2 separate regions of the Homo sapiens genome follow, and region 2 is linked to region 1. A link is a contact called in ENCODE Hi-C or POLR2A ChIA-PET data. All regions are on one chromosome and are shown on one strand. The core of a region is the stretch at or near the end of the contact, and the rest is flanking DNA. Distances in the headings are between cores, read along the strand shown.

Evidence for each region. Hi-C counts contacts between places; a loop is a spot of excess contacts on that map. ChIA-PET counts read pairs that join two places held with the same protein, here RNA polymerase II (POLR2A). Pooled maps may share reads with other maps.
Region 2: a loop to region 1 is called in a map of endothelial cell of umbilical vein, with 5 times the contacts of the local background. The contact joins the promoter of KLHL22 here to the promoter of DGCR6L in region 1. A Hi-C loop is called at or near these places in 7 of 168 maps with a recorded cell type or tissue (CD8-positive, alpha-beta T cell, K562, dorsolateral prefrontal cortex and 3 more), 6 of 37 single-sample maps with no recorded cell type and 18 of 50 pooled maps. POLR2A ChIA-PET finds 5 or more read pairs at or near these places in 6 of 52 experiments (Caco-2, K562, activated CD4-positive, alpha-beta T cell and 2 more).

The regions. Positions count from the first base shown.
Region 1 is chr22:20,318,810-20,325,399 of GRCh38, reverse strand. It overlaps DGCR6L (DiGeorge syndrome critical region gene 6 like), which reads left to right and starts at 5,340. Exons shown (of 5, transcript NM_033257.4): 1 at 5,340-5,521; 2 at 5,601-5,761. The coding sequence starts at 5,412. RefSeq lists silencers at 4,934-4,983, 5,174-5,303, 5,434-5,663, 5,700-5,994 and an enhancer at 4,267-5,054.
Region 2 is chr22:20,492,194-20,498,783 of GRCh38, reverse strand. It overlaps KLHL22 (kelch like family member 22), which reads left to right and starts at 2,989. Exons shown (of 7, transcript NM_032775.4): 1 at 2,989-3,024. It overlaps LOC101928824 (a long non-coding RNA gene), which reads right to left and starts at 2,871. Exons shown (of 4, transcript XR_007068011.1): 1 at 2,097-2,871; 2 at 1-117. RefSeq lists an enhancer at 1,823-2,475 and a silencer at 2,670-3,329.

The sequences.
Region 1 (6,590 bases), core at 4,091-6,590:
GGAGGTTACAGTGAGCTGAGATCACGCCACTGCACTCCAGCTGAGTGACAGAGCAAGACTCTGTCTCAAAAAAAAAAAAAAAAAAAAAAGAAGAGGTATTTGCTTCTTCATAGACATTAATGAAAGTCTGTAGATCATGAAGAATCAGCAAATATGACACTACCAAAATAAACTCATAAATCTCCTGTAATCAACCCCCCAAAAATAGAGATCTACAAATTGTCTGACAATTCAAAATAATTGATTTAAGACAGCTCAGTGAAATTTACTAGAATGTATATATCAACTCAATAATATCAAGAAAATAGTAGATGAACAAAACTAAAAGTTCAATAAAGATACAGAAATAATAAGAACCAAACAGAAATTCTAGAACTGAAGAATACAATGAATAAAATGAAAATGCAAGCTGGGTGCCGTGGCGGACTCCTGTAATCCCAGCACTTTGGGAGGCCGAGGCAGGCGGATCACTTGAGGTCAAGAGTTCAAGACCAGCCTGGCCAACATGCCAAAACCCCATCTGTATTAAAAATACAAAAATTAGCCAGGCATGGTGGCATATGCCTGTAATCCTAGCTACTAGGGAGGCTGAGGCAGGAGAATCGCTTGAACCGGGAGGTGGAAGTTGGAGTGAGCCAAGATGGCACCACTGCATTCAAGCCTGGGTGACACAGACTCTGTCTCAAAAATATATAAAAATAAATAAATGAATGAAATGAAAATGCAATAGAGAATTTCAATTGCAGACTTGATCAAACAGAAGAAACAGAAGAAAGAATCTGTGAAATTAAAGCCAGGACATTTGAACCCGGAAGGCAGAGGTTGCAGCGAGCCGAGATTGCACCACTGCACTCCAGCCTGGGCAACAGAGCGAGCCTCCATCTCAAAAAAAAAAAAAAAAAAAAAAAAGACAGAGGTTGCTCTCTGAATGCCTGAGGGATTCAGGGCTGAGTCCACCAACATTGTTTCATGAAACTCTACTCAGCCAGCCAGTGGAGGCATCATGTATACAGTCAGCACTCCACATATCCTCACTTCCTGAGCATCTACAGTGCAAACCGACACACTCATCACACTCAAACAGCACATGCCGCACGTCAACCCGAGCCTCCCTCACAGGTTGCTTTCATCTCTTTTTCTCTCTTCACTGCAAGTTTTTTGCCCAAATGCAATTAGACACTTTTTTTTACAGAGACAGAAACCAAAGAGTTTTAACTAGGCACCACTACAGCAGTGGCTGTTGACCATCGTCTCCTGGCTGGAACCAGGGAATCCTGTGGGTGAGGGAGGAGCAATGCAGCAGCCCCAGCTGACTCACTCTGGGGTGGATGGATGGATTTACTCACTTACTTACTTATTTATTATTTGATTCTTGTTCTGTTGCCCAGGCTGCAGTACAGTGGTGTGATCTCAGCTCACTGCAGCCTGGACCTCCTGGGCTCAAGTGATCCCACCTCAGTCTCCCAAGTGGCAAGTAGCTGGGACTTCAGGCACATGCCACTATGCCAGCGAATTTTTTAAACTTTTTGTAGAGACAGGCTCTCACCCTGTTGCCCAGGCTGGTCTTGAACTCCTGGCCTCAAGCCATCTGCCCATCTTGGCCTCCCAAAGTGCTGGGATTACAGGTGTGAGTCACCACACTCAGCCCACTCAGTTTTGAGTGGCCATTTGCTTTGACTCAGCAAACACTTCTGATGGTAACAAAGCACCAACTGGGTGGCTGGTTTCAATCCTACTCTTGCCACCCAACACCGCAACATTTTATCAACCTGGAGCAAATGCTCTCGGGTCCTGAGGAGCTGGCCACACAGCCCATTTTGCTGGTGGGACAGTGGGAAGCCCCGCCCTCCTCCCATCCCACACCACTTAGGCAAGAGCTGTGCCTAGGAAATGTCACCCGTAACTGGTCCGCACAGACCCTGTCTTCTAAAAGGGTGCTGTGCCTCCACCAGACCCCATGAGCAATACATTTGTCAAGCACACGCAAGACATGCCAAGGCCAAGGCCTGACTGATTTGACAGTAAAGACACAATGAGCCCCTCTCATTCAGACCTTATTACTCACAGAGTGAAAATAAGAGAAGCCTGAGGTGGCAGCTCCCTGCTGTCCTGGTGCCACACACTAAAAAGGACAACACTGAAACAAAAGGGGTCAGAGAGCATGCGTTGCGGGACACCCACTGTGGAGGAGCCCCTTGACACTGCAGCTGGGTGGCGTCCTCATCTGCAGCTCTGTTTTGAGGGCCGGGGGCAGGGAGCCTCACCCTCACCAGGGCCAGTGAGGCAGGAAGTGAGGAACAGTCTCGGGAGACAGACGGAGTGAGCGGTGGCCTGGGTGCAGCCTGATGTTCTGGGAGGAGCAGGCTTAGGTCAGGTGCTGTGTGCACCTCTGCATGGCCTATGGGGATCCTGCAATGGCTCAGGGCCCCACAGCAGAGCTGTTTCTCCGCCCACACAACAGACATACAACCTGACACATGAAAACTCACAGAGAAACACAGAAAGGCACATGTGACAAAGAGCCACACAAAAGGCATGCAGCAAAGCCTTTTGACACACGTGCGCGCACACACACACACACACACACACACACACACACAGGCACCCACTCCTTCAAACCTTGGTGTTTGCCCAGACACAGCTGTGTCAGAGACAGGGGACCTGCAGCTCCCCAACACACACCAGTCACCCCACACTAACCCAAGGTGTCACCAGCCAGCCTGGTGGACTCGGGAGGCCAAGTGGAGGTGGACAGTGGCCGCAGAGCAAAGGCCTTCGGTGGATACCACCCGACGGGAAGAGCCATGGGGCCCATCGTGTCCACACACACAGGGGAAACGCACGTCTGCGAACCAGCTCCCCCATTCCTACACATATATCACCCATCCCTGGGGCTCTGGAGGATGAGACCCCTCCTTCCAGACCAGGCCCTCCCTGAAGACCCAGAGGTGGCCCAGGAGTCCCCATGCCTGAGTGACATACTGCTCATGTCCATGAAAAAGAAAAGGAACTTTGTGTGTGTGTGTGTGTGTGTGTGTGTGTGCGCGCGCGCACAATGGAAGTTTATATATATATGTATAAAGTATATATATATATTCATATATATATTCTTTTAAGTTCTGGGGTACATGTGCAGAACGTGCAGGTTTGTTACATAGGTATACACGTGCCATGGTGGTTTGCTGTGCCCATGAACCTATCATCTACATTACGTATTTCTCCTAATGCGAAAGGAACTTTTTTATCTGAGGAATGTGAGCTCCCTTTAATTATCTGGCCCAGAGAGGCACTGGAATGAAACAGCAGTCACATCCCACTCCTACTTGAGCTAACGACCTCTTGAAGCCAATTGCTCTGTGGGTTCCAGACTGACACCAAGTAGGCATAAAAAGCCATACGCTGGACACCATAACTCTTACCCAGTAGTCCAACACCTTATAGCCAGTCACTAAGGGTTCTCTCTGGAAAGCAGTCAGAATTCCTGCTGACTTCATATCAGCCCACTCCTTGTCCCCTTCAGTCTTTAAAAACTTGCTTGTAATAAGGCTGAATGAAGCACTCCCAGGGCAACTTGGTGTGTCCTGGGCAGCTCTCTCAGCCTTGGCCCAGACAAACTCTCTATATGAACTGTGGTTCAGTTTGTTTCTTTAGGTTGACATCCACATTAGGGGAGCAGTGTTGCTGGGCTGGGGAAGCTGGTTCAGGTCAGACGTTGCACCAAGGGTTGGAGAAGGGGCCTTCCTGCATCAGCACCCGGACAAGGCAGAGGAGCAGGTGTCCAAACCCAGGCCTGGCCTGCTCCTGCTGTGGCTCACAGCCCCCACCCCACCTGGCAGACCCCGGAGCTGGCGACAGTGTTGCCCAGCTGGCCACAGACATATCATCACGTGGGGCTGCCCTATATCCTCCCAGTCTCCACACAGACACTCTTCATGGACTGGGGGACTGAGGGCAGGGACACTGGTGAAACAGGCAGGCGTCTTCACCCAGCTAATCATCCCACTCACCACCTCCGGGGGAGGTGACAGTGACCAAGCCCAGCCCCAGCTGGCTCCTGGTCACTCACTACAGACTCAGCTCCCACAATCTCGAGTCCCACCTCCAGCTCCTGCCATTCTGAGGGACCTGGAGGCCAGGGTGCCCGGCGCATGACCAGCTCTGGGTTGTGGACCGCCCTCCACGGCAGTGGCCTGAGCGCTTGTCATTATTCACTTTATTCATGCCTGGTTTCTGTCTGGAAGGGACCACAAGGACATGGCGTGCAGGGGAGCCAATCCTGCCAGGGACTGAGGAAACAGATCCTGGAGAAAACCAGACACTTTGCTGGCACTTCAGGGGGACCCCAGTTGGTTGGCTCAACGCCCCCTCTTCCCCATAGCCAATTACTAACCAATGTTCTCTCTGGAAACCAGTCATAATTCCTAACCTGGTCAAAGCAGGGTCATCTCACACAGCCCAGCCACCCAGCAGGCAGCTAAAGAGTGCCTGATGAAATGCAAGTCTGATCGTGTCTGCGTCCCCAAGCCCTTCCGTGCCCCCTGCTGCTCTATGGACAAGCCCCCAGCAGCCTCTGTAATGCACAGCACCCGCCCTTGTCTCCTGTGCTGGCTTCCGCAGCCTGGCCACACTGGTCCTCTCGCCCACCCACCTGACCTGACTCTGGCAGGGCCTTTGCAGGAGCCATTCCTCCACCCGAGCCCCTCCTATTAAAGCCTGTTCCTAGACGGTTCAGCCCCAGCCACCAGAAGCCCCCCAGCCCCGGCCCAGCAGCTGGCCTGTGGAGCGGGGAGAGCGCAGTCTGGGCTCACGGGCTGGGGGCCACGGAGGCCCAGATGGGGACTCTGGCTCCGACTGTCCTGACCCAGAGGCTCTAGGGCGGTCCTGTCTGTCTCACCCCGGGGGCGGGGAGGACGCAGACAGACCCCAGCGCCACTGCTCGGCCGCGGATGGTGCCTTAGACCCAGGTCCTGTGGGCTCTGGCCCGAGACCCCTGCCTCTGGGGAGGCCGGTGACCGGGACAGTCCACCTCGCAGGCGCGCCGGCGCGGAGCCCGGACCTCGGCCCGCAATGACTCAGCAAGGGCCGGTGGGATTCTCCGTGGTCCTGCGATATCCAGACGGCGGAGTCTCGCCTTTAATGTCGCGCGGGGAGCAGGCAGGTGCGAGCCTGGGCTGAGCAAAACCCTCCTTGGAGTCTCCGCAGAGGAGCGGGGCGCGCCTCCTGAATAAGCAGGCGGCGGGGCGCGGGGCAGGGCGGGGCAGGCGGCCAGGCCCTCTCGGGACTGTCGTAAAAGGGGGCGGAGCGCGCCGCGCGTGGGACAATCGTAAAAGGGGCGGGACGCGCCGCGCTCGGGATGTCGTGAAGCTGGGGGAGCTCGTCGCCGCCGCCGGCGGCTAGCGGGCGTCCGCGCCATGGAGCGCTACGCGGCCGCCTTGGAGGAGGTGGCGGACGGTGCCCGGCAGCAGGAGCGACACTACCAGTTGCTGTCGGCGCTACAGAGCCTGGTGAAGGAGTTGCCCAGGTACGCAGGCGGGGCGGGCGGAGGCCTGCGGAGGCGGCTTCGTTTCCCGCCGGGGCTCACCGCGCCCCCCTACCCGCAGCTCTTTCCAGCAGCGCCTGTCCTACACCACGCTCAGCGACCTGGCCCTGGCGCTTCTCGACGGCACCGTGTTCGAAATCGTGCAGGGGCTACTGGAGATCCAGCACCTCACCGAAAAGAGCCTGTACAACCAGCGCCTGCGCCTACAGAACGAGCACCGAGGTGCGCGGGGGCAGCGGGATGAGGTGCCGCCTCCTCCGGGTCGGCGCCTCCGGGCAGCTCTTGGTATCTGTGCAGATCAGCTCCTTCCTTGGAAGTGTTCGGAAGAGGTCTCTAAGATTGACAAAATCAACGGGCGCAGAGACTGAGACAGCGCCTTTTTGGTGATCAGTGGGTCCAACCAGTTTTGTTTTCAGTTGCGCAGCACCCACCTTCTTAGCAGAAACTCCCTGTTCGGGCTTCCCTGTGCCCCACGCGCTTCCAGACAGGATGGCCCTAGGCCTCGGTGCCTGATTGGCCTGCAGGCAGACTCTGGTGGTGGCGCTGACTGCAGCAGCATTGCCCCTCAGTAGTTGGAAGTCTGTTGACAGTTGTGCAGCAAGCGTCTTTCAGGGTCAGTTCCCTCTCAGGCCTCGCAGGGCCTCATTCCAGTTGCACATCAAATTCCTAAGCACTGTCTCCTGTGGCGCCCTCCCAAACCCGAAGAGCTTCCCACTTGAGCCAGGCCTGCTTGGTGGGCTTGGGAGCCCTTTCCTGCAAATTATATAGGGCAGGTCCCCCTGCACCATCAGTTTCCACCTTTGTTATTTTTCCCAAACTTCTTATTTTAGAAGTTAAAACATTTAGAAAAGCTGAAAAGATAGTATAGTGCATACGCTTGTGCTCTTCACTAAAGTTCAATAGTTAACGTTTTGCTCTAGTTCTTGACATCCCAAAATATATACATGTGACAGCATAGCATTCACCAAGAGTCTTCAGCATTCCTGGAGACCAGGATTTTCAACCCAGCCATGCTGACATTTGTGGCTGGGTAAGTCTTTTTGGTGAGATG
Region 2 (6,590 bases), core at 1,740-4,239, 180 kb before region 1:
AGTTGTCCCAAGTGGGGTGTCTTTGCCACCCCACTTGTTTGTTGGGTGCCAGAAAGAGTAGGGGGAAAAGGTAATATTTTTTCCTCACGCATCACAAGGTTCCTGGTTGACACCCCTCTAACAAAGGACAGATTAACAAGAGAAAAGCATATCAATTTATTTAATATAAATTTTATATGACACAGTAGCCTTCAGAAAAAAGCCCCAGTGTCTAGTGAGGGGTCCGTTCTCTGCTTTTTTTTTTTGAGACGGAGTCTTGCTCTGTCACCCAGGCTGGAGTGCAGTGGCGCGATCTCAGCTCACTGCAAGCTCTGCCTCCCGGGTTCACGCCATTCTCCTGCCTCAGCCTCCCAAGTAGCTGGGACTACAGGCGCCCACCACCATGCCTGGCTAATTTTTTGTATTTTTAGTAGAGATGGGGTTTCACCATGTTAGCCAGGATGGTCTTGATCTCCTGACCTCATGATCCTCCCACCTCGGCTTCCCAAAGTGCTGGGATTACAGGCGTGAGCCACTGCGCCCAGCCGATTCTCTGCCTTGAAGATGGTGCTTATTACAGTGTCCTCACCTGGCAAAAGTGGGGGATGAGCTCCTTCGAACCTCTTTTATACACTGATCCCATGGTGAGGACTTCACCCTCATGACCTAAACCCCTCCCAAAGGCCCTACTTTATAATAGTATCGCACTGAGGATTCAGTTCCAACATATGAATTTTGGGGGTACCGACATTCAGACCACAGTGGCCTTCTTGTTGCTGCCCCAGGATTCCTTTTCCTCTCCTCTCTGGGTCCACCCGTACACCTGGTCCCATTGGGCCTTGGAGGTCAGTCTTCCCCTACCTGGAGCCAAGGGGGGCCTCATCTTCCCCCAGACCTGCTCTTGCTCTGGCTCCCCTGTAGGCAGGGTGGGCCTACTTCCCCACCCATCTCCTGGGCTCATTCTTCACACATCACTGGGCTTATACTGGGGAACCTGCTTCCTTCCCAGGTTTCTAGCCTGCTCCACTCTGGTCTTCACTCCCTGCCTGAGACCACAGCACTGTGGCTGGCTCCCTACTCAGTCTTCGTCTCTACCATATTGGCATCTGCCCACCCTGGCTACAGGGTGCCCTCAGGGCTAAGTCAAGCCTCCAAAGGGCAGGGTCTGCTCTCCAACCTTCCCTTCAGGCTCAGAAAATTCTGGAAACCTCCACACCACTCACTTTGAAGGATCTCACCTCCACGTTTGCTGACACTGTCGGCTTCCTGGAATGCTTTTCTTAATCCCAAAGTCCTCCTCTGTTACACAGTAGGGGGGTCTCCTCCAGAAAGTCTTTCTAGGAGGAAGCCCACTCCCATTTGGAACCTCTGCCTCTGGAGGCCAATCCCGTTCTCTTGATCCTTGTCTGGGACCCTCAGTTATCTCTCTGGACTCAGCCAGGACAGCAATTCTCTTCCGTGTATTTTCCTCCTTTTACATTCCCCTTCCACCAATTTTTTTTTTTTTTTTTTTTTTTTTTTTTGAGACGGAGTCTCGCTCTGTCACCAGGCTGGAGTGCAGTGGCGCGTGATCTCGGCTCACTGCAACCTCTGCCTCCCGGGTTCAAGCGATTCTCCTGCCTCAGGCTCCCGAGTAGCTGGGACTACAGGTGCGCGCCACCACGACCGGCTAGTTTTTTTGTGTGTGTTTTGGTAGAGATGGGGTTTCACCATGTTGGCCAGGATGGTTTCCATCTCCTGACCTCGTGATCCGCCCGTCTCGGCCTCCCAAAGTGTTGGGATTACAGGCGCCAGCCACCAAGCCCGGCCCCACCTTTCTTTTTAACCATGAGCCATCTCCAGCCACATCCTCCCCCTACCACTCTCTCCACCCTTCACAGTCCCTCTCAAAACCACAGTGTGGGACACTCCAACCTTATCCCATCAGGAGGCTCTGTGGCTCCAAGCTCTGGGCGCAGCCATTACGGATACGCCTCGGAGGATGGGACCTGCTCGAAGGTGAGGTGGAGAACAATGAATGCCAAGACCCGCGCACGGACCTCTGGGACCAGGCTTTAAGACTGGGAATTAGATTTACTGCAAAATCTCAGTAAAGGAACGGGCACACAAACTAGCACCTGTTCACTCTGGCGGTGTTAAGCGATTCTCCCCGATATCCCGCAGGGGGCGCGCTACGGTCAGCGGCACCGACCGCGGAGGGAGCGGGGAAGGAGCAGGCCGCGGGAGGGAGGGAATGAGCGCGTGACGAAGGGAACAAGTGGAGGAGAGGAGGAAAGAAGGGAATCAAAGAGGGAGGGAGGCAATGGGAGAAGAGGAGAGGGAGGGAGGGAAAGAAGGGGGGAAATGAGACAGGGAGGGAAGGAATGAGAGAGGGAGGAGAGAACGAGAGTTAAGGAGGGAGGGAAAGGGAATGAGAGAGGGAGGGGATGAGAGGGGGAGACAGGGAGGGAGTGAATGAGTGAGGGAGGAAGGGAATGGTGGGTAAGATAGGAAGGGAAGGAATGAGAGAGTGAAGGAGGGAGGGAATGAGAGGGGGGGAGTAAGAGAGGAGAGAAGAGAGTGAAGAAGGGAATGAGGAAAGGAGAGGGAGGATATGAGCGGGGAGGGAGATAGTGAGGAAGGGCAGGAGGAAGTGAGTCGAGGAATGAGGGTAGGACCGAGGCAAGGAAAGAGTCAATGGATTCAGACGGGGCGACTCTCGGCAAATTCGCTCATTCGTTGGTTCGGCCCCGCCAAGTGCCAGGTGCCGCGCTAGTGCGGGGACTCACTGAGCCTTGGCGATCGCTGCTGTCCTCCGCAGAGCGCCGGAGTGGAGCCGCCCCCTGTCTCCCCGCCCCAGGGCCGCCCCCGCGCTGCTACCCGGCCAGGCCGGGAACCCCCGGGCCTACGTCTGGCCCGCCCGGCGCCTGCGCGGCGCACCCACGTGACGGCCCAGGCCCCCGCCCCGCCGGCTCCTCTCGCCCAGCCTCCCGCCTCGCGCCTCCCGCCTCCCGCCTCCCGCCTCCCTCCAGCTGCGAGTGCGGCCTCGGCTGGCGGCGGCACCAGGTCAGCTGCGAGGCGTGAGCCGAACGGGCCGGGCGGCAGCGAACGCGGGGGTCGGGCGGCAAGCAGGCATCGCTGGGCCGGGGACAAGCTAGCGGCGCGGAGTCCGAGGGGCGCGGGGGCGGGCGCGGGCCGGAGGCTCGGGGGCGGCGACCTGAGGAGAGCCCGCGGCCTGACGTGGCGGGGACGCGGCCGGCGGGATCCCCGGGCGCGGGCGCGTAGGGGCCGGGATCTGGCGCTCGGCCAGGGGCCAGGGTGCGAGGCCTCCTCAGCGCGGCTGCTGGCGCGCCGGCCTCCTGGCACCCGGGCGGGCCCTGTTGCCTGCGGCAGGTCCGAATGCGGCCTTCCTGGCCGCGACCCTCCGCGCTGGAGCGGGCGGCCTTGCAACAGGCGGGCGATTTGGGGCCGGCCTGACGAGCCTCAGTTCCCTCGATCGGGCCCGGGGACTGCAGCCGTAGGAGCCCAGCCTTGCCAGCTCTCCCGGTTTCCTGAGAGGAGCCGGAGATCGCGCTGTCAGTGCAAAATCACCAGAGCGCGAAGCGTCGGCTGCCAGTTCTGACCATTTTAGATCCGGTGCGGGCCGAGCCGAGTGGATCTGGGGCGGGCAGCGGGGCACCGCCACCTTCCGCCTGGGCTCCTCACTGGGCGCCCTCGCTCCGGCCCTCCGCGGGGCCGAGTGCCTCCAAGACGGCTCCCTGGGAGATTCTTCCAGAGCGCACCCTTTGGAAGGCTGCCCCGCTGGGAATCAGCACCCACTCCCTCTCCTCTACCGCAGCCGCCCCCTTTGCCTTTGTGGCCGACCTTGCTTCATGCTGCCAAGGATTGAGTTTCTTTGAGGGGATACTGCTCGTTCGGGGGCCCTACAGAAGGCTGAGGGTATCTACTCAGTAAAATCGTACCGAACTGAAAGTTCCTCTGAAATGATTTTGACTCTGCCATCCATCACTTCATAAAAATTCATCTTGTATCCTTCAGTTTGTAGCTATGTGGCACATTAAGCTTCCTTTCTTCTCCCCACTGAAACTTCGAACAGTACAAAACGGGGAACTTGGCTTGTGATGACTAAAATTGGGGATATGAGACTGGGGGCGGGCGCGGTGGCTCATGCCTGTAATCCCAGCACTTTGGGAGGCCAAGGCTGGCAGATCACCTGAGGTCAGGAGAGACTAGCCTGGCCAACATGGTGAAACCCCGTCTCTACTAAAAATACAAAAATTAGCTGGGTGTGGTGACACGTGCTTGTAATCCCAGCTACTCGGGAGGCTGAGGTAGGAGAATCGCTTGAACCCAGGAGATGAAGGCTGCAGTGAGCCAAGACCCTACCACTGCACTCTAGCCTACACCATATAGTGAAACCTCTTCTCTACAAAGAAAATTTGAAAAATTAGCCGGGCGCAGTGGTGAGCTCCTGTTGTTCCAGCTTCTGAGGAAGCTGAGGTGGGAGGATCACTTGAACCTGGGAGCTTGAGACTGCAGTGAACCCCAAGCTGTCTCACCCCAGATAGCCAGGACTACAGGTGTACACCACCATGCCTAGTTAATTTTTAAATTTTTTGTAGAGAAAGGGTCGCGCTATATTGCCCAAGGTGGTCTTGAACTCCACCTACCTGGACCTCCCAAGGCACTGGGATTACAGGCATGAGCCACCATGCCCAGCCTACTTTGCACTTTTTTTTTTGGGGGGGGGGCAAAGTCTGGCTCTGTCGCCCAGGCTGGAGTGCAATGGCACAATCTTGGCTCACTGCAACCTCCACCTCCTGGGTTCAATCGATTCTCCTGCCTCAGCTTCCCCCTTCCTCAGCCTTCCCAGTAGCTGGGATAACAGGCATGCGCCACCACGCCCCACTAATTTTTGTATTTTTAGTAGAGATGGGGCTTCCTCATGTTGGCCAGGCTGGTCTTGAACTCCTGACCTCAGGTGATCCTCCCACGTTGGCCTCCCAAAGTGCTGGGATTACAGGCATGAGCCACTGTGCCCAGCCTACTTTGCACATTGTTTTTTTGTTTGTTTTTTTGTTTTTGAGACGGAGTCTCGCACTGTCATGCAGGCTGGAATGCAGTGGCGTGATTCTCCTGCCTCAGCCTCCCAAGTAGCTGGGATTATAGGCACCTACCACCATGCCCGGCTAATTTTTTTGTATTTTTAGTAGAGATGGGGTTTCACTATGTTGGCCAGGCTGGTCTTGAACTCCTGACCTCGTGATTCATCCGCCTCAGCCTCCCGAAGTGTTGGGATTACAGGCGTGAGCCACTGCGCCCGGCCACTTTGCGCATTTTGACTGTTGCCTAATGTTCTGTCAGATCACTGTGCCATGACATCTGTTCTCCTGAGGGTGGACGTTTTGGTGATTTAAAACCGTATAGATGTGGTTTTAAATGTTTTAAATGTTGCACCCTGTGCTGTGCTCCTTCCCAGCAGAGAATTGATTCATTTTTCAGCATATCCCCCTTAGCCCCTAGCTAAGTTTCTTAAATTGGACTTGGTAAATGTGCTTTGCCTGCCCATGGAAGATGTCTTTCTGTTTTACCGTACTTGTTTTTGCAGTATGGGTTTAGGGAGTAGCTGCCATTTATCCCTTCCCAAGAGAGCAGAGGCACTACTATGCTCACGGAAGGTGAGGATCCACCTGGGGGCTTGATGTCTATTGGGGTAGTTGTGGAGGTCACCCTCAGAGAAGGAGGCCCTCTTGACTCTGCGGTGGTCATGGTGGTGATGAGAAAGCTGAGGCGTGGGTATATGAGACAAGTGCCCAGAGTCTGTCATTAGCAAGTGGTACAGCCAGCCATGGGGGCTTTTGAGATGTTTGTGAGATAAAACCTCACCCCTCAAGAAGCCGGAATCTCCTTGTCGTGGGTAAATAGGCAGGTTTGGGCCGGGCGCGGTGGCTCATGCCTGTAATCCCAGCACTTTGGGAGGTCAAGGCAGATGGATCACCTGAGGTCAGGAATGCGAGACCAGCCTGACCAACATGGTGAAACCCCATTTCTGCTAAAAATGCAAGAAAATTAGCTGGGTGTGGTGGTGCACGCCTGTAATCCCAGCTACTGGGGAGGCTGAGGCAGGAGAATCACTTGAACCTGAGAGGCAGAGGTTGCAGTGAGCCAAGATCACACCACTGCACTCTAGCCTGGGTGACAGAGCGAGACTCCGTCTAAAAAAAAAAAAAAGGGCAGGTTTGAATGGTGGGGCATATTTGTCATGTTCTCTGTACAATGATAGAGGGAGAAGTAATCGAGCTAGACCTTGACCAATATGGGACTATGAGAGACAGAATGGCCTAGATGGGTGACTAAAGGTGTTCAGGGGATGACAGGTATCCCTTTTGGACTAAGGACTGCTGATGGGGCTGAGTAGGTAAGGCTTGAAGGAGAGCAGCCTGGGGAGGATGAGACAAGAGGTAGGGAAACTGGTAGGGGCATCACTGCTGTGGTCTGACCCAGAGTGGTGGCCCTGGAGGAGTGGAGGGTGGCTGTCTGAGATGGAGGAGAGGTGAAGGAATCAGAACTAGTAGGTTCATAGGGCACATGGGTTAGAAAGGAAAAATATTAAAACAGTGAGGTTTCCAAGA